Linked DNA regions of Homo sapiens: region 2 is linked to region 1. A link is a loop called in an ENCODE intact Hi-C map of the cell type or tissue named here. Cell type or tissue: ovary. All regions are shown on one strand. Links, peaks and the distances in the headings refer to the core of each region. The heading gives the core; the rest is flanking DNA.

Evidence for each region. Hi-C counts contacts between places; a loop is a spot of excess contacts. Peaks named below come from ENCODE experiments on the same cell type or tissue, not always from the same donor. Only the 100,000 strongest peaks of a DNase experiment are listed, where the experiment ranks them.
Region 2: a loop joins it to region 1, with 2.0 times the contacts of the local background. A loop is called at or near these places in 8 of 110 quality-filtered maps.

What each region holds. Positions count from the first base shown.
Region 1 is chr22:42,165,654-42,174,418 of GRCh38, forward strand. TCF20 (transcription factor 20) reads right to left here. Exons shown (of 6, transcript NM_001378418.1): 4 at 4,194-4,243; 5 at 2,956-3,083. The coding sequence ends at 3,000. Among named protein-coding and RNA genes, the nearest start is that of CYP2D6, 39 kb to the left of the region's middle. In ovary, for the core only: a CTCF peak has its summit at 3,514 (motif pointing right); a DNase peak (open chromatin) is centred at 3,488.
Region 2 is chr22:42,279,520-42,288,284 of GRCh38, forward strand. It overlaps a transcript of TCF20 not described here. Among named protein-coding and RNA genes, the nearest start is that of TCF20, 13 kb to the left of the region's middle. RefSeq lists enhancers at 2,699-3,549, 3,550-4,399. In ovary, for the core only: no CTCF peak of the experiment used is centred there; DNase peaks (open chromatin) are centred at 2,902, 3,962 and 4,492; H3K4me3 peaks cover 975 bases.

The DNA.
Region 1 (8,765 bases), core at 2,087-4,586:
CTATAAGAGACAGCTGCAGGGTCCAATCTGCTGCCTTGACCCCTCCAACTCCCAAGAGAAACCCACAGCTAGGCATGGCAGATCAACGGGCTGAGAGCCAGTGTGCTGTGCTGGCACTTAGAGACATTTCCCAATGGAATCTCAAAAGGTTGGCACTGCTATTCCTGTTTTTACAGAAGAAACCGAAGTACAGAGACATGGAGTAGTCTGATCTTAGTCACACAGCACCTATCATATCACTCTGTCAGAACATGGCGCACTAGGAGGCAGACACACACGCACATTCGCTGTCTGTTCCCTGCCTTGTCAGGGCACCCAATAATGGTGGCTCTCTGTCCCCAGCATGGGGCCCAAGATGAGTCCTCCTTTAGTCAGAGGTGTGATTCTATCCCCAGTCACCAGGGCTTCTACCACAAATGAAGGACGGTGACCACCCTCAATGTCACTGCTGAACTGGGAAACCAGGAAAAGCTATATGCCTTGTGGGAACAGCACATAAAAAACATTTCAGATGGACAGGACTGGATGCAGTGAGTCCATCCTCTCCCTCCAAGAGCTGAATGGAATGGTTCAACCTCAATGGACCTGAGACGACTCTCTTCAATGGGTGAGGCCACTTCATCACTGTGCTTCAACCCAGAAGGATGAAGCTCATTGTTCTGTTCAAGAGTTGGCCGGGCGCCGTGGCTCACGCCTGTAATCCCGGCACTTTGAGAGGTCAAGGCGGGAAGATCACTTGATGTCAGGAGTTCAAGGCCAGCCTGGGCAACATGGTGAAACCCCATCTCTACAAAAAATACAAAAATTAGCTGGGCGTGGTGGTGCACACCTGTAGTCCCAGCTACTCGGGAGGGCTGAGGCGGGAGAATCGCCTGAACCCCAGAGATGGAGGTTGCAGTGAGCCGAGATCGTGCCCCTGTACTCCAGCCTGGGCGACAAAGTGAGAATCCGTCTCCAAAAAAAAAAAAAAAAAGAGTCAAGGGCCCTGACAGCTAGGAAGGAAGGCCCAAGAATGACTAGAGAGGAACAGATGAACAAAATCCCCAGGAGATTTGTCCACCAGGCCCAGGGCCTGAACTTTCTTTTTCTCAAACACAGATGCAATTCCAGGACAAAAACAAAAAACACTTAAGCTCTTTCCTTAACCAGGTCTTCTAGGACACATTCCAGGAATACGCATCGTGGTCCCCTACAGAACTTGACTCTAACCATCTTGGCCTGTGCTGGCACAGGGGTGACAATGGGAAGGCACAGTGACACCCTCAGGAGCGTAGGGACATGCAGGAGGGCCAACAGAAACAGTCCTTTCAAAACCACGCAATGCAATGGCTGCCTTGTCCTAAGGGCTAATCCCAGGAAAAGGAGCAGGCAGTGCTGCCCAGCAGGTTCTGGAAAACCAGCAGCCACTCGCTGATGGTGGCAATGTACTCCAAGTCCAAGAGGCTTCATTTGCTCATCTGGTTCCTCTGACCCAGGAACACATGGAATGGCTTCCACCCACCTCCCCACTTTGCTCTGATCCCTTCACTGCCAGCCCTACTCCCCGGAAGAGGAAAGAGAAAGGCACCACACTCAACGCTCTATCAAGAAGGCACTCAGCAGCCCCCACTTGACTTCTCAAATGGCGTGGCAGCCGAGGGGCCTTCTCCGGAAATTAGTAGTGGTAACAAGGAGGAGGGCACGTTCCAGAAGGTGGTCAGGCACATGGTGGTGCCGGAAGGGACACGTCTAGCGTAGCTGTGTGAGTCAAACTCCTGAGGTCGACACAGAAGTCCTCCCATTTGAGAGAAATGACCCCTCAATGAATATTTCTGAGACAACTAGTCCTCCTGCCCCATCCTGTAGCAGCAAGTGCCACAAGGTACATTTTGGTTTTTCTTTTCTTTACAACCTATTTCCCTTCATGCCTCAGTGACGCAGGGAGGGTGAAGGAGCAGCATGGAGCTCAGAGGCCTGCAGCTTCTAGAGACCCCAAGTCCTATCATCCTGTTTTCACAGATGCCTGCCAAGAGGGCCGTGACCACAATAATCCCACACAAACTCACAGCAAGCACAACTCAATCACAAGAATTTTTTTTCTTTTTTTGAGACAGGGTCTCACTGTGGCCCAGGCTGGAATGTAGCGGCACGATCATGGCTCACTGCAGCCTCAACCTCCAGGTTTGATCAAGTGATCCTCCCAGCTCAGCCTCCTGAGTAGATGGGACTAAAGGCATGTACCACCACGCACGGCTAATTTTTTTTTTTTTTTTTAATGTAGACACAGGGTCTCACTGTTGCCCAGGCTGGTCTTGAACTCCTGGGCTTAGGCGATCCTTCTGCCTCAGCCTCCCAAAGTGCTGGCATTACAGGTATGAGCCACCATGCCCAGCCTCGAGATTTTTAAGAGTAAAATTAAATCAGATGCTAGAGTCTACTAAATCTTTGAGGATTTTTCTTTCCTTTGTACTTCTGCAAAAAGGAATCCTTCATAATACTGGAAAAAAAAGATTTCTAATAACAAAACCCAAGAGTTCTGTTGTTTTCAAAGGAAAACACACCATAAGCTTTACAGAAATGTAGTAAATTAAAAAGAAGAGACCTTTGACTGGAACCCTTTCTGAGACGGGGGAAAGAGCAGGGGCTACTGGCAAGAGATGCCCTGCCCAAGAAAGAGACCTAAAAGCCTGTTGTGTCCACTCACAAGGCCACCCCTGGCCAGCTGTGCCCTGAAGGGCTGCCTTCAGGAACAGTCACCCTGCACCCCATTGGCAGTGGACAGTTTAGAAGCCCCCACTCCTTTCCACAGATAATCTGGGGAGCTAAGTAACCAATGGAAGAACACTGCATCCACCTGGCGTTGTCATCCACAGGATGAAATGCTGGTGGCAGAGCATAGAGCGAGCAGGAGGGCAGAGGCAACGACGCCTGCTGGGAGCCGGGCAGGATGCAGGGAGCCCGGTGGCCCCGACTCACCTGTGCTTGCTGTCCTTTCCATTCCCACGAGCACACTGCCCCCCTCACCCCCGCTCCGACTGCTCTGTGCTGAGGCTGCCTTTCGCGGTCTTGTTCTGCAAGGGGGGGAGAGGGCACGGAAGGGGAGGCTGACACGGGCAAAACCAAGAGGAGACAGACAGGTGGGAGAGGACAGTGCAGAAATCAGGGAGGGCAAAGGGAGGACAGGAGTGGCACATGGAAAAGGAAAGAAAAGGCAGAGTCAGTCCTGACCGACAAACAGGAGACATTCAGACAGGGTTTTCTGAGGCAAAATGTGACCCTTAAAAAGGGGAGTTCTAAAAATAACATGCAAATTAAGTAAAAATAAAGAGAATATAAGATCCTGTGACCACTCCCCGCCCTTCCCCAGAAATAATTTTTAAAGAAAAGCATAAGCAAGCATCTTTCAGGAGCATTTTGAGGGCAGACCTCTCTGGACAACCTCCTTCTAGTACTTTCGGCCCTACTAGATTTAAGACTGCGAGTGACCAGTGACCACCAGGTGTCAGTGTGACCTCAGCCAGAGACACAGTGCAGCCCCTGCAGGAAACATCAGGTGGCAGTGGTCTCCGTTCTGATCCTTTCTTGGGGCTCCTTCTCCATATACACCCTCCCCACACACATATGTGGTATCCACAAACAGACCATTCACCCCTTACCTCCCACCCTTTCCTAAAGGAAGCGACCACGAGACCACCTCCTAAATAAACTGGGAAGTGGAGCCCGAGACAGCCCATCCACTGTGCATCAGGCTGCTTCTGCAGAAGCACAACCTGGAAGAGACTGAGCTTCCCCAGAGCCTTGTGGTCAGCTCGACTTCTAGTCTGGGAAGATGCCTTTGCACAGGCCTCAAGGCCTAGAACCAGACTTACCAAACGCCAACCTGTGAATTGGGGTTCTATTCACCTCAAGTGGAAATCAGTGGCTTGATCGAGTTAGATATTCTCACCTCTCTTAATGAACAGACAAACACCCCCTCTCCCAAAACACATTTCTCCTGGGATCCTCATAATACTCCGAGTGCTGGCCCCCATGCCACGGGTCTCCCTTCAGCATCATGCCCCTCCACCCTCCCAGGGCCAGGAGGGGACTAACAGCCGGAGGCACAGGTGGGGACAGGTGTGGGTGAGGCCCACCAACACCTGGTCTTCAGGTCTTTCAGGAGGAGCCACCCTCGATCCCATCCCTGCTGGTAGCTCTTGGGGCCTCTGACTCACCTTGTGCTTAGGGCACCTCACCGAGAAGTTCTCCTCATGTAGCAAACAATCTGGAAGACAGAAGGGGACAGTCAGATGGAGACTTCACAGCTGGACATAGGTGTGGTCATGCTGGCTGGGATTGACAGGGTCAGACATAAAGGTAGCAGGTCGCTACACTTACTTCTAATAGGAAAACATTAGAGACAACCCAAGTAAGCTATGATACCTTAACATGATGGATATCGGTCACTTAAAAATTAACATTTGAAAAGAGTTAATGGTATGGAAAACACCCATGAAACAAAACTGCTTGAAAAAACCAGGATGTACAAATGTATAAATGTGCTAATTTTATTAAAATGTTTCTACGCATTAAAAAAAGACTTGGGGCTGGGTACCATGGCTCACACCTGTAATCCCAGCACTTTGGGAGGCCGAGGCAGAAAGATCACTTGAATCCAAGAGTCAAGACCAGCTTGGGCAACACAGTGAGATCCTGTCACTATTAAAAAAAAAAAAAAAAATACTGAAAGGCTGGGTGTGATGGCACTTGCCTATAGTCCCAGCTACTTGGGAGGCTGAGGTGAGAAGACTGCTTGAGCCCAGGAGTTCAGACTGCAGTAAGCTACTATCACATCACTGCACTATAGCCTAGGCAAGCAAAACTGTCTTAAAAAAAAAAAAAACTACTTGGGAGGCTGAGGCAGGAGAATCACTTGAACCAGAGAGTCGGAGGTTGCAGTGAGCCGAGATCACACCACTGCACTCCAGCCTGGTGACAGAGCGAGACTCCGTCTCAAAAAAAAAAAAAAAAAAAAAAAAAAAAAGACTGAAAGGAAATCTATGAATATGTAACAATAATTCTCTTTGGGTAAGAAGATACAGCTGATTTAAATTTTATCTTTTCTATATTCCCACGATATCACCAATAAATGCTATTTTAAAAATCCTTGATTCTAGGCTAACCCCATTTCTCAGGCTCAAGCCAAAGCCTCCTTGTAAAAACACTTTAAAATCTAGACGCGTATTTTCTTCTCTGTACAGAGAATGCCCAGGTGTCTGAGACAGAAAGGTGGCCAGGCCCAAGAGCCCCACTGTCACCTTTGCCCCACGACCCACGGAGACACAGAAGCCTCCAACACAAATCACATAATCCACACTAAATGCTTCAGAGGAAGGTAAAATCCCATGAGGATGCTTTTAATCCTTGGAGGAAAAATGATTCATTCCAACTTGTAACATGATGACAGCATCCTGGATGGCAGCAAGGACACATCTGCCTCCAGGTGAGCTGAGCTCTCACACAAGGGTAGTGCATGGATCAGGGCAAGGAAATCTAATTAATGAGTTCACTCTGCACACCACAGCTCCTGGAGACCGACAGCCAGGTCACTGGTGCAAAACGCGGTGGCAGAATGTTAATAAATATTGATAACACATTCTCAGAGAGCTCCCAGGCACCATGGCAGGAGGCAGCCACGGTACTTATCCTTGTTAAATTTAAACTGAGATCCAGACTAGCAGCCTGTGCACCCACAGATTTCAAGTGCAATAGTAATAAGCAATGAACATACACATGAAAACTTTTCAGGTCCCGGTATCCTAAAACAAATCAAAAAGACCCTTTTATATTTGGCCAGACCTGGAACATCATAGCCTGTCTTTCGTTGGAGCCCATGAGTATCTAAGAGAGTGGGCGGCAGCCTTCTTGGCTCCGTGGGCCCAAGAGCTCAGCAACTTACTACTAACCTCCAAGCCCCTCCCCCAGCAAGCAACTAGCAAGGCAATAAATGAAATGTGTTAATTTAAAACCCACAAGTACATAGTGTGACCAAGACTCCCGCTGCTCCAATCTGCCAGAGAGTTTATAAACAGCAGGAGCCAGACAACTGGAGCTCAGGGGATATGCTCTCTTCTTACCTGGGCTCTGGCAGCAAGCACTATGCTGGCTTAGTCTCTAGTTTGGGCCAAACAGAAACAGTACAGCACACGTGGGGCTGGGCCACGCTTACGCCACAGGGGTTTATACCAGTGAGGACAGGGACCACACGAGCAGCAAAGGGTGCCATCAGAAAGGCGCAGGTGGCTCAGTTCCCTCACGGCCACAGAACAGTGACCAGCTGTGATGGACCATTAATAAAACACGCCTCATGTTAGGAAATGCGTTCCCTCTGAGTTAGAAGCAGAAAAGAGTAAGACACTATGAATGCACGCTAACGACAACTTGAAACTAATGCCAGATACATCTGGAAATGAAGTCTCCTACAGCAATCTGCCTGAGGCAGTGTCCATCTCTGACAAGGCCTCCCATGCAGGAACACTGTGCAGACAATGCCCTCCTCTGTTCTCATACATGTCCACAGGCCGTCAGGAAGCACAATTCACGTTCCTGGCAGGGGCCAGAACCACAGCTAGAGAGCTCAGAAACCTGGAGGGCACAGGGGAGCTTCTCCTCTTACCAGTCCCTGCTGGGAGGGAAGAGTGAAGAGCAGTAGGTGTAGTAAAACCTCTTCTGAGGACTCTGAACAGGCAACTGCACCTACATGGCCAGCCAGTCAAGGTCTCTCAATCTGTGTTCTTCAAGGCCCAGGCACCATCCTACACTGTCCAGAGGGCGCAGTCAGCACTTCTGCATAGTGAAGTCAAAGTAAACAGCTTGCGAGATCATCATCCAAGCTCAAAAAGACCTACAAGGTGGCCTAGTCAACAAGATGGCTTGCAGACACAAACATCAACCCCCAGAAGAGAAGGCCACTTTCATTTCCCTCTTCAAGCTCAAAGGCAGAATGGATTTACTAAGCTCCTCATTATAAGCTCTGTGAAGCTTCAGATACCCACATGCATCCACATGCTCCCAGGCTGAGGATGGTGGGCTCAAGGAGGGAGGTAGGAAAAACAAGAAGGGTTTAATGTCCTTTGGATCTGTTGTGTAGCAGACACAGACTCCAATTCACCTACACTCTACCCCAGTACTACTGTTATTCCTTATGTTGGCACACTGCAGGGCTTGGGACACAGGGGCCTGCCAGCCCCACCCTGCCTTGCCGAAGGGTAGGCTCAGGCTCCTGGGCCATAAGGAGGGAAATATGGGGCTCTTGGCACTGGGACTGGCTCCTGTGAGGCAGACGGCTGTCCCCCGGGGAGGAGTCAGACTACTGGCATTTCCTAATGACCCATCCAGGGCTCTGATGGCACCAGCAAGATCAAAGTCTGCAGCAGAGATAGCAGCTTTAAAATGCTACTGCAACGAGAGCTGCAGAAAGTAGAATTCCCAGCTGTTTTTTCATGAGAGTAGAAGAAAAAAAAAAAACCCTCCACACAAGGTTCTTTACGCACAGTGGAATTATTAATGAGCTACCACAGCCTTTTTTTCTCGTCTTAATTGTTGTGGCTCATTGCATTAAATACATTAATTAAAAAAAAAAAAAAACAGAGCTCATGCTCTTATTACTGTAACCCCCCCCACCTGGAGCCAAATCCTGTGCCTATGACATAACAAGCAACACAAAACAGCTGACCATGATGTCAGAAATGCAGGGTCAACATCAGGTGGGGGGGAAGGTGGCAGGAGTCACAGATCATGAAACAAAGATTCTGTTTCTATGGAGATGTCCCAGTAATAAAAGTCTTCCCTGAGACATCAACAGCTCTTTAAAGATCTGGGTGGGTTGACAGCAAGGCAGAGATGAAAATGTTAAACTGCTCTTTACTCCATAAGGGAGGTTAGGGATTCTCAAACCAAGGACTTATTTTTGTTATGATTAGAAAGAAAAGTCCATCAATAAACTTGTTTCCTGGATACAAAGTTACATCATACACAGAGAGCAATTTCCAAGAAGACTGTGTGGAATAATACAAGCGTCCATCCCCACAGAGCAGTGCAGGCCTCTGGGTCACTGTGACTTGGGTCATCAAAAAGACCGCAATGACCAAGACATGGTCATCTTGTGAAACTGCCTCTGGGTCCCAGGTCTCCACATGAAGGAGCAAAGTGCACAGCAGCAGAGGCAGCAAAGCCAGAGGCCGACAGCCCTACCCTCACTCCTCCCAACCCAGACCCCTCTGTCTTGCTGGACACGCGGCCACCAACTTCTGTTAAATAGAGATGCTACCAGCTTAACTAGGCAGGCTACCAAGATGGGCCCCAAAACAGAAAATGACAGACACCATTTACTCACAAGTCCTCAGCTAATAATGAGGGTCCTGCGCTTCTCTGCTGGTGGGCTGGGGTGACAACCTGGGCACAAGCTTCCACTAGAGGAGAGGATGTTCCAGTGCTCTATGGCCCCTTCCAAAAAATCCCAACCATATTGCCTGAACTTGGGTTGAGGAGGGTAGCTCTAAGCCTGTGCTGTTCAGCCACTAGCCATACATGGCCACTTAAGTTTACATTAAAAAAAAAAATTCATTTCCTCAGTCCCACTAGCACTCAATGATCACATCTGGTTTGTGGTTACCACATTGGAGAGTGCTGAGCTAGAGCGTTTCCATCATTGCAGTATGTTAGGCTGAGCTTTGCTGCTTGACATCTTAGAAGCTGGACCAGAAGGCAGGCTATCAGCAGAACGGGGGCAGCCTCCAGGGGGGCCC
Region 2 (8,765 bases), core at 2,470-4,969, 110 kb after region 1:
CGGCAAGCTCCCTAAGCTCCTGAAGCCTCAGCCTTTTCACCCGTAGAACAGGGACATTAACATCACCCCCGAGTGAGGGCTGCAGGCACACAGTGACTGCGCTTCTCAGTGCCACAAGTGCTGTTGCCATCATTCCAGCCTCAGGTGCTCCGTGAGGTGGGACGATTCACCCCATGAGCAAACAGGCTCAGGGAGGTGTGGTGCCTACAGTCACCCAGCAGACACAGCGGAGCAAGGAGGAAGCCACACCTGTTGGATCCCAAAGCTTCTGCTGAGGGGAGGAGGGAGAGTGAATGAGCCACTGGGGGCCTCCGTGGCAATCGGGCTCACAAAGCCATGTGTGGGCTGGATGTGGCTCCCCAGCCCCGTAGACACCACCCCAGGTGCTCCTCACAGGTGATGGGGTGTGTTGTCTATGGGGCTCTTGTGCCCTCTGGGGGCCTCTGGGGAGCTGCTACTGGGCTGGGCCCTCTCGGTCCCTGAGCCTAGACCAGGTGAGTTACTAGCAGGGACAGGAGGAGAAATGGGAAAGCTAGGCAAGAGGTCACTCATCTGTGGGCTGAGTGCAGAATGGGAGGGAAGAAAGCATCCTTTCTGGAAAAATCAATGGGCAGATGATACCGCCCAAGTCACTACCTACATGGAAACCTTCCAAGAAAACCAAAGCAACAAGAGAATCACAGCCCCTTAGAGCAGTGGCGGGCCTGAGAGGTGAACAGACCCAAGTCCGCCTCACACAGCTAGGGAAATCGAAGTCCAGGATGGTGGTCACAACTCGCTCAAGGCCCCACGGTGTGTAGGTGACTCCGCCACGTATGAGGGGCGTCCAGCCCCAGGCAGCTCATTTACAGTGGTGGGTGGGCCTTTGTGGTCTCCATGCCTCACACTCCAGCCATCCACTTCCCTCTGTTCTTGCCTTTGCTAAGCAAGGGGACTGGTTTAGCTTCACCCAGAAACTACCAAATCTCTGGGGCTTTTCCCTGCACACTTTTAGTTTCTAGGCTGCCCTGGCCCCTGCTCTGCCCCTACATGTGGCTCAGGGTGGGGAGAGACTATTAAGCTAATACATAGTTAGGCAACTAGAACACAGCCTGCAAATCTCGCAGTCAGTGCTCCTCAGTCTTGGCTATTATTACCAGACACGATGACCATCTCCATTTTACAACTAGGGAAACTGAGGCTCAGATGGATTGAGTGATTAGACCCCAGACACTAGGTGCTAGAGCCTTTGCTCTCTGGAGTTATCTTTTTTTAAGCTAACAATTATTCAGTGCCCCCTGGGAGCCAGGCTCTGGCTGACTGCTTTGTGAGAATGATCTCATGTAATCCTCACCTCAGCCCTGTGATGTAGGTATTATTATTACCCAAGAACACAAAGACTCACAGAGGGCAGGTAACTTCCTTGAAGCCACACAGCTAGGAAATGGGAGAGCCAGGATTGAACCCAGGCAGTCTGGCCTCAGGACGTTGGCCACCCCTCTGTGCTGCCATCTCCGTTGGGGATAGGTCTGGGGGACTAGCCACCCCAGTCTCCCACAGGAGCCTCCAGTCATCTCGGGGTCCCAGGCTGGAGGAGCTGCTCCTGAACCCTTCACCCCTTGATCGGCATCCAAACTGCTTCCCGCCAATTTGGTTCCAGCTCAGAATGTGGCCTGGGCTGGTCCTGAGACTCCAAATTAAAAGAAGACCCAAGCTGGTCTTTAAATTCAAATCTGAGGCCATCTGGGAATCCCAGCACAAGGCAGCCTGAGAGAGGCTGGCTTGGGAGCAGCTAGAACAAGCCAGCTTTGCAAGATCCTGAAAACGGGTCCAAAGAAGGCGAGTTTGCAATGACTGCGGTGTCCATGTGGCACCGCCCAGTCTGTCATCAGGTCAGGTTCTCCCTTCCTCCACAAGTGGCTCCCCCAGCCAGTGAAACAAGGGCCCCACTTCCACTGTCGCCGCCTCTCCCCACTCTTCCCTTCCAACGGCTTCAGCCACAGAGTGCAACCCGCCTCTTACACCTTGGATGCGCTGTTCTTGCACTTCCCTCTGATGGTACACCCTCTCCTGCCTTAGCACGGCAAACTCCTACTCACTCTTCAAGGCCTTCAAATGCCACCTCCTCTGTGAAGCCTCTCTTGATTTCCCTGTCAGACCTCACAGGGGTACTCAGGGAAAAGATTTCTGTGGGGAAAAAACCCCTTGGGGTGAGTTTGCCCAAAGGAAGTGAGCCCATCACACCGTCTAGGACATGGGGAGAGGGCAGCTGTTCCATCCTGGTGGTCCCACTTCCTGGGGGGTCTGAGTCTGGGTGTGTTCCTCTGAGCTCTAGGAACAGGGCTCCTCTATGCCCAGCTCTGGGCAGGTGCCAGGAGTGCAGAGGGGAGGCCTTAAGTGTCCCTGTAACCAAGGATGGTCACCCAGGCTCTGCACCCAAAGGCCTAACAGGGAGACAGACCCACGTCTGTGTGGTCAGGACTGTGAGAGGGCAAAGAAGGTGGGCCAGGCACAGGACCCAAGTCCACCTGAGAGAAGGACAGGGAAGGCTTCCTGGAGGAAGTGAATTGAGACCAGAAGACTTGACCAGAAAAGAGGAGGTGGTGACGTCAGGTTAGGGACCAGCTCCAGGGGAAGGGAGACTGGAAGGAGAGCCACAGCCTTCCCCTGACCTTCTGCCTGTAGATGGTTCCTGCCCTGGCTTCTCAGCTTAGAACTCACAGTCTCTGCTAGGGCCTGAGCTACGGCCTGGCCCTGGTAAAACTCACTCCACCATGCCCTCTCTGGAGGCCTGCTGTAAACACACTGACCACCTGCGCCCATGTCACTGCACCTGCCTGAGCCCTGTGGCAGCCCAGAGACTTGTACCATGGCCGCTTCCTGGCCCAGGGCAGGCTCAAGCTCCCTTGCCCTCATGGGCCCGTCAGAGGAGTCAAGGTCCAGGAGGCTGTGCTAACAGCCCCTGGCTGCAGAGCTGTTTGCCAACCTCCAGGCCAGCCAGGCCAGCACTGTAGCCGGGGGAGCGCCCAGCCCTGGCCTTCGTTCTGCAAAGCCCCATCCCAGCCTCGGTCCCAGGTTCTCGGTCTCTGGTCACGCTTGGGAAGCAGCTGCGGGCAGAAGTAGCCTTCAGAGACCTCAGGCTGCCCAGGCTAAGAGAATGATGGAACGGTGACCCTGGCTGGGGGCAGAGACCTGGGAGGGAGGCCGGAGAGCTGGGACAGCGCCTGGGGGTTGGGAGAGCTGCCCAGGCCTCCTCCGGGGTGAGCTGAGGAGGGGCTGCCATGCCTGGGAGGAGGGGGCCGGCTCCTCCTGCCTCGCCGGCCTGTCTGTCTCCAGCTCTTCACTGTAAAATAAATGCAAGAAGCACACGCCAGATAGAAAAAAAGGGAGGGCCAAATAAAGCCCCACGCCGCCCAGCACGGGCTCCCTCCGTGGGTCTGGGCCAGGGCCTCGGCCTGGGTTACTTGCTGCTCCTTTTCCCGGGAAACCACTGGTGCCAAATTTGCATTTACCACAAACAGAGACAACACAATGTCATAATCCTTCTCCTGTCATTCTCCGCTCTCTTCCTCCTCCCACCTCAGACACACACACGCTAACACAAAATGACGGCTCCCTCGACAGCCTGAATGAGCAAAGCCCTCGATCTGCCTCTTCATTGTTGGCGTTTCTCTCGGCCCTCGCTCCGTGCCCATCGCCCAACTCGCAGCAGACCACCCACTGCCCCTCCTTTGTCCCGCATCACCACTGACAAATGGCCTGCTGGAGGTGGAAGAACATGCCTGGAAATAGTGGAGGGGGGGAGAGGGAGCAGCCAGCCCCAACCCCCCGCCGCTCTGCACCCTCACACCCGGGCTGGCTGCGCACGGCGGCTGGATCTGGACCGGAGGGGACGGGGGCGCGGCTGGATCTGGACCGGAGGGGACGGGGGCGGGCACTCGGCCCCTGGGACTGTGACCCGGGGCCCTGCCCTTCACGCCCCTGCTGCTGCCGCGCTCCCCGAGCAGCCCCCTCGGGCCCCTCCTCTCCCGGCCACCCTCCTGGGCACTGCTCTGAACATCCCCCGCCTCCCCGCCCTCCATCGCTCTTTATGGCAGTTTCAAAGCTACAGCCGCCACTCGAGCAGCTGCGGCCTTTGATGGGGACAAGGCAGTAAAGGCCGCCCGGGAGGCCCCTGCCCAGCCCTGCCCTGGCCCGGCGCGGCCCCTGCCCGCCCCCGGGGAGCCTCGGGCCAGGGCAGCGCGGCGCGGCGGAGCACCCGGCGGGCACGCCTCGCACGCCAGAGCAAACTTTCACGACCGCGGGAGAGGCACCGCGCACACCGTTACCTTTGCAGCCGCATCCTTCCCTGGCCCTTGCCCCAGACCCCTTGCCAGCCCGGCGACCACGGGGGAGGAAAACAACTCCTGAGCCGAGGCGGGGGAGGAGGGGAAAGGGAAAAAAGGAGAAGGAAAAGGAAAGGGGGGCAGTTTCTCGGCTCTCAGCCTCCTCGCGGCTCCTCCTGCCCAAGCCGGCAAGTGAAGTCACAGGGCCGGGGCGGTGACATCAGCTGAGCCTCTGACATCACGGCCCCTGCCGATCTCACCTCTGCAGGGTGGAGATGGAGGAGCAGCGGGGAGGAGGGATGGATGGATGGAGGAGGGAGGGGAGCACCCGATCCCCCCTCGCCTTCAACTGCGGAGAGCGCGTGCCAGCGTGGAGGGGGGCAGGGGAGGGGCGGGCTCATCTGAAGAGTATGTCTTATCTCTATAGATAGGGGCGATTATGTGTCTATTTATAATTGGCCCCAGAGTAAATGGCTTAAAAGGGGCCAACGCCCACCACAGGTGAGAATCGCAGCTCACTGCTGTGCTTGGAGACTGTGGGGTAAAGGCAAGTGTGACCGTTCATAGAGCACCTACTGTGTGCTGGGGATTTGCACCCAGCACCTTAGGTGGTCGTCACGAGGACCAGAGAGGGCTGCATTTTACCTGGCAAGGCTCAGAAAGGGAAGGGCATCTCTGAGGCTGCAGAGCAGGAAGGTGAGCTGGGATGTGAGGCCAGCAAAGTGGCCCAGAGCCTGAAGGGCTAGCTGGGCAGCTCCAGGGCTAAAGCCTTCATGGGCCACTGGAGTGAGCCCTGGCTGCCCCCTACAAAGGTGGGCTTGGAAAGGGCAGGGCATGGCAGTCCCGACCACCTTTTGTCCCAAGTCCCATCTCAGGGAGGCCACAGCAAGAGGAGGCCTGGCCTGGGGTCCTGGCTCTGTTTCTCTGTGTACAACAGCAGCGTCCGTTCCGAGGGGCTGAGCACCTACTACCTGCAAGCCCAGCACAGGCGCTTCACACCCCCTTCCTACCCCATGGCAATGCCTGAGAGGTAAGCACCAACGCCCCGTGTCAAGATGGGGAAACCAAGGCCCAGGAAGCATTGGGACACAACAGAGACCCAAGTGTCCAGTGCCTGGACTCTGGGCCGTGGCCAGATCCTTGACCTGAGCCGCCTACTCCGTAGCTGTTCAAGCCATCCTTGGCCTGGTGGGGACTTCCCTGTCCAGTGTTCCAGCCTCTGCCCTCCAGTGAGAGGCCATGCACTTCACTCGGCCATGCTCGCTTCAGCCTGAGGCCCCTGGCCCAGGGCCCCTCCAGGCCCTGCTCTGCCTACTCCACGGCAGGGCCCTTCCCCTCTTCCCTGGTGCCACGGGGCAGCTGGGCTGCTGACCACTGGCTGCCCCAAACTTGGCACACGCCTGCCACTGAGCTTCTGTGCCTGGCACCTGGTGAGGGCCTACTAAGCGCCAGGTCCTGGTTATCTCATTTCATCCTTCCCATATCTAGGATGTCAGGGTTACAGGCAAGGACACAAGGCAGCTCCCACCGACTATAAAGTACTTCCATTCCTCCTGGCCCTTCCCTAATCCTGGAGCTAGTATTCCCGCCTCGGTCCTTGGGACCCCCTCCGAGCAGCGCACCAGTCCCTGCCCCTACCAAGGGCTGCGTCTGCATTTAGGACCTAACATGGTACAGAATCCACAGGAGGCATTCCGCAGCCCTTCTAGATAAACTACTACTCAAAGACTGCAACTGGAAATGCCAGTGAAGAAACCTAGAACAAACGCCTTCATTCTGTGCTCTTTGGTTTTTATTTTTATTTTATTTTATTATTATTTTATTTTTTTTGTAGGGATAGGGTCTCACTATGTTGCCTAAGCTGGTCTCGAACTCATGGGCTCAAGTGATCCTCCCACCTCAGCCATCCAAAGTGCTAGGATTAAAGGTGTGAGCCACCGCACCCAGTTCTTTAAACAAACCATGCTCTCTCTTGCCTCTGGGCCTTTGCACATGCTGTTCTCTCTCCTCCCCCTACTCCCACCACTTCCTGCGTTACATGAGGGTCTCGACTTAGACCTCACTTCCTCTGAGAAGCCTGACCCCCAAGTCCAAGTCAAATGCCACTTTCTATGCTTTTCCCCCATAGCAGCTCATATGCCGTGTCCTGTAAGGCAGGAAGAAATGGTGGAAAGGGGTAGGGACTCTGAGGCTGACTGCTCAAGTTCAAATCCTGGCTCCCCAACTCACTCACTGGGTGACCTTAGACAAGCCACTGACCCCTCTGAGCCTGCCTCACCCTATGTGAAGCTGACAGCGTAACAGCAGTGTCCCTTCAGAGGGTCTCAGCACAGTGCAGACCCTCGAAAGACCTCAGAGAACTGTACCTGTCCCCTCCCAGTGGGGCTTTGAGATTGGCCAAGGACATGGGTCTGTCATCCTCTGCCCCTTGTCCTCTGATCCACACAGTGCATACTCAAGAAATACGCCCTGAGGAACCTAGGCAGGGTTGACTGGAACAGTGAATTGAAGAACTGCAATTCAGTTTGGCAGGCACCTACATCAGGCTGTCTGGTTTTAAATCCTGGCTCCACCACTTCCTTCCTGTGTGACTGTGTGACCTTGAGTAAGTTCCTTCTTAGAGCCACACATGCTCCACCTGTAAAATGGGGATAAGAATAGGACCTACCTTATAAGGTTGCTATAAGATTACATGAGATAAGAGATACAAAATGCTTACAATGGCCTTTCTAAGCAAGAGCCGATCCCAGTTAGCGGCCAGCAAGATTACTTTATCTGATCAGGGTAATCAGAGCAAGGTGTCCAGAGGACAGAACACAGTCTGAGAGAGATGTGCTGTGGCAGTGGGAAGAAAGTGCGCTTCAGGGGATCAGAGACTAGGCTCCAAATAAGCTTGCCAAGCCTCAGTTTCCTCCTTTGAAGCAGGGTAACACTCTTTATGTCACTGAGATTTTGCGTGGGTAATTTCAGACAAGGAGTACAAATGTGCCTCCTCGTACCAGGCCAGGCACTTCGTAGATAAGGAATAGATGTGGGTTCCCATCAGTCCCTTGAACCGTGGAGGACGTGTGCACAATTATTCAATAACTTCTCACAAACACCCTAACATGAGTGAGGTGGGATCCCAGGCCAGGAGCAAAAGATGCAGAGAAGGGCCTTGAAAGGAGTACAGCTGGGAGTCGGCATCAGGAAAGGCTTCCTGGAGGAGGAGGTATGTAAGCTGGATCAGGATGGCTGGGGGGAAGGGAGGAGGGGGCAAATGCATGGATAGGAGGGTATGGGCACCCAACCCCAGAAGCAAAAAAGCACATTTCCAAGGCGACAACTCCCAGGCACATTTGGGTAGAGAGGACATGTTGCCTCTATTTGGGAGCACAGGTTTTTGGGAGCATGGTGGCTGAGCTAGAGGGCTCAGGGAGCACCACGCCTTTGTTCTGGACACATTATTGTTGGGGATGAAGGCCAACAAAGAAACCAGAACGTCTGAGCTGGGAGGAATGCTGGAATCATCTAGTTCAACCATTTCACAGATGAGCAAACTGAGGCCCAGAGAACGGAACTGAGTTACCCAGTCACACCACTAACAAAGAGCAGAGCTAGAGTTCCACTCCAGGCTGTCCAGTTCTAGAGCCTAGGCTTTTAACCAACATACTCTACTGCATCTCATCATAGCACAGATCCATCCCATCACGTATGCATGCATTCATTCAAGCAGGGCTGTGTGAGCTCTTACTGTTCCCGGCACTGAGGAGTCAGCAGTGAAAGCACAGCCAAGCCCAAGGAGCCCCACCTGCCTGTCCCTGACCCCTGCCACCTTGCACTGTGCCCAGCTGTTTCAGAGCTCAGTTGATCCTCCTGAAAAGCCCGGTTTCAAATTTAGCTGCTCAAGACCACAGACCATTCTACTGCTGGAAAACCACAAACCAGCCCCCTTTCAAAGGCCGTTACATTGCTTGCATGGGAAAGGGGGAGTAAAGACAATTGGTCCAGCATCCATTTCTGGGCGTGGTGAGTTGCATGGAAGTCTAAAGCCTCACTAGCCAAAAAAAAAGAAAAGAAAAGAAAAAAAAGTCCTGCAAATCAGATTTGGAAATGTTCAACAGACAGGGAGTGAAGCAATTGAGCGAAAAAGTGCAATGGTTGAATTCCTTCACCAGAAGAGCTTTCGGCAAGTCCAGCACCCTGGGCAAAGAGGAGGCAGGCCAGTTGTATGTGCTGGGCACCCTACAGAAAGCCCTCTTGAGCTCCCAGGAGAACAGGACCTTTTCCTATTAAGAGATCAGAGTGCTGGCCTGGCGTGGTGGCTCACTCCTGTAATCCCAGCATTCTGGGAGGCCAACGTGGGTGAATTACTTGAGGCCAGGAGTTCAAGACCAGCCTGGCCAACACGGTAAAACCCCGTCTACTAAAAATACAAAAATTAGCCAGGCATGGCCAGGCGCGGTGGCTCACGCCTGTAAT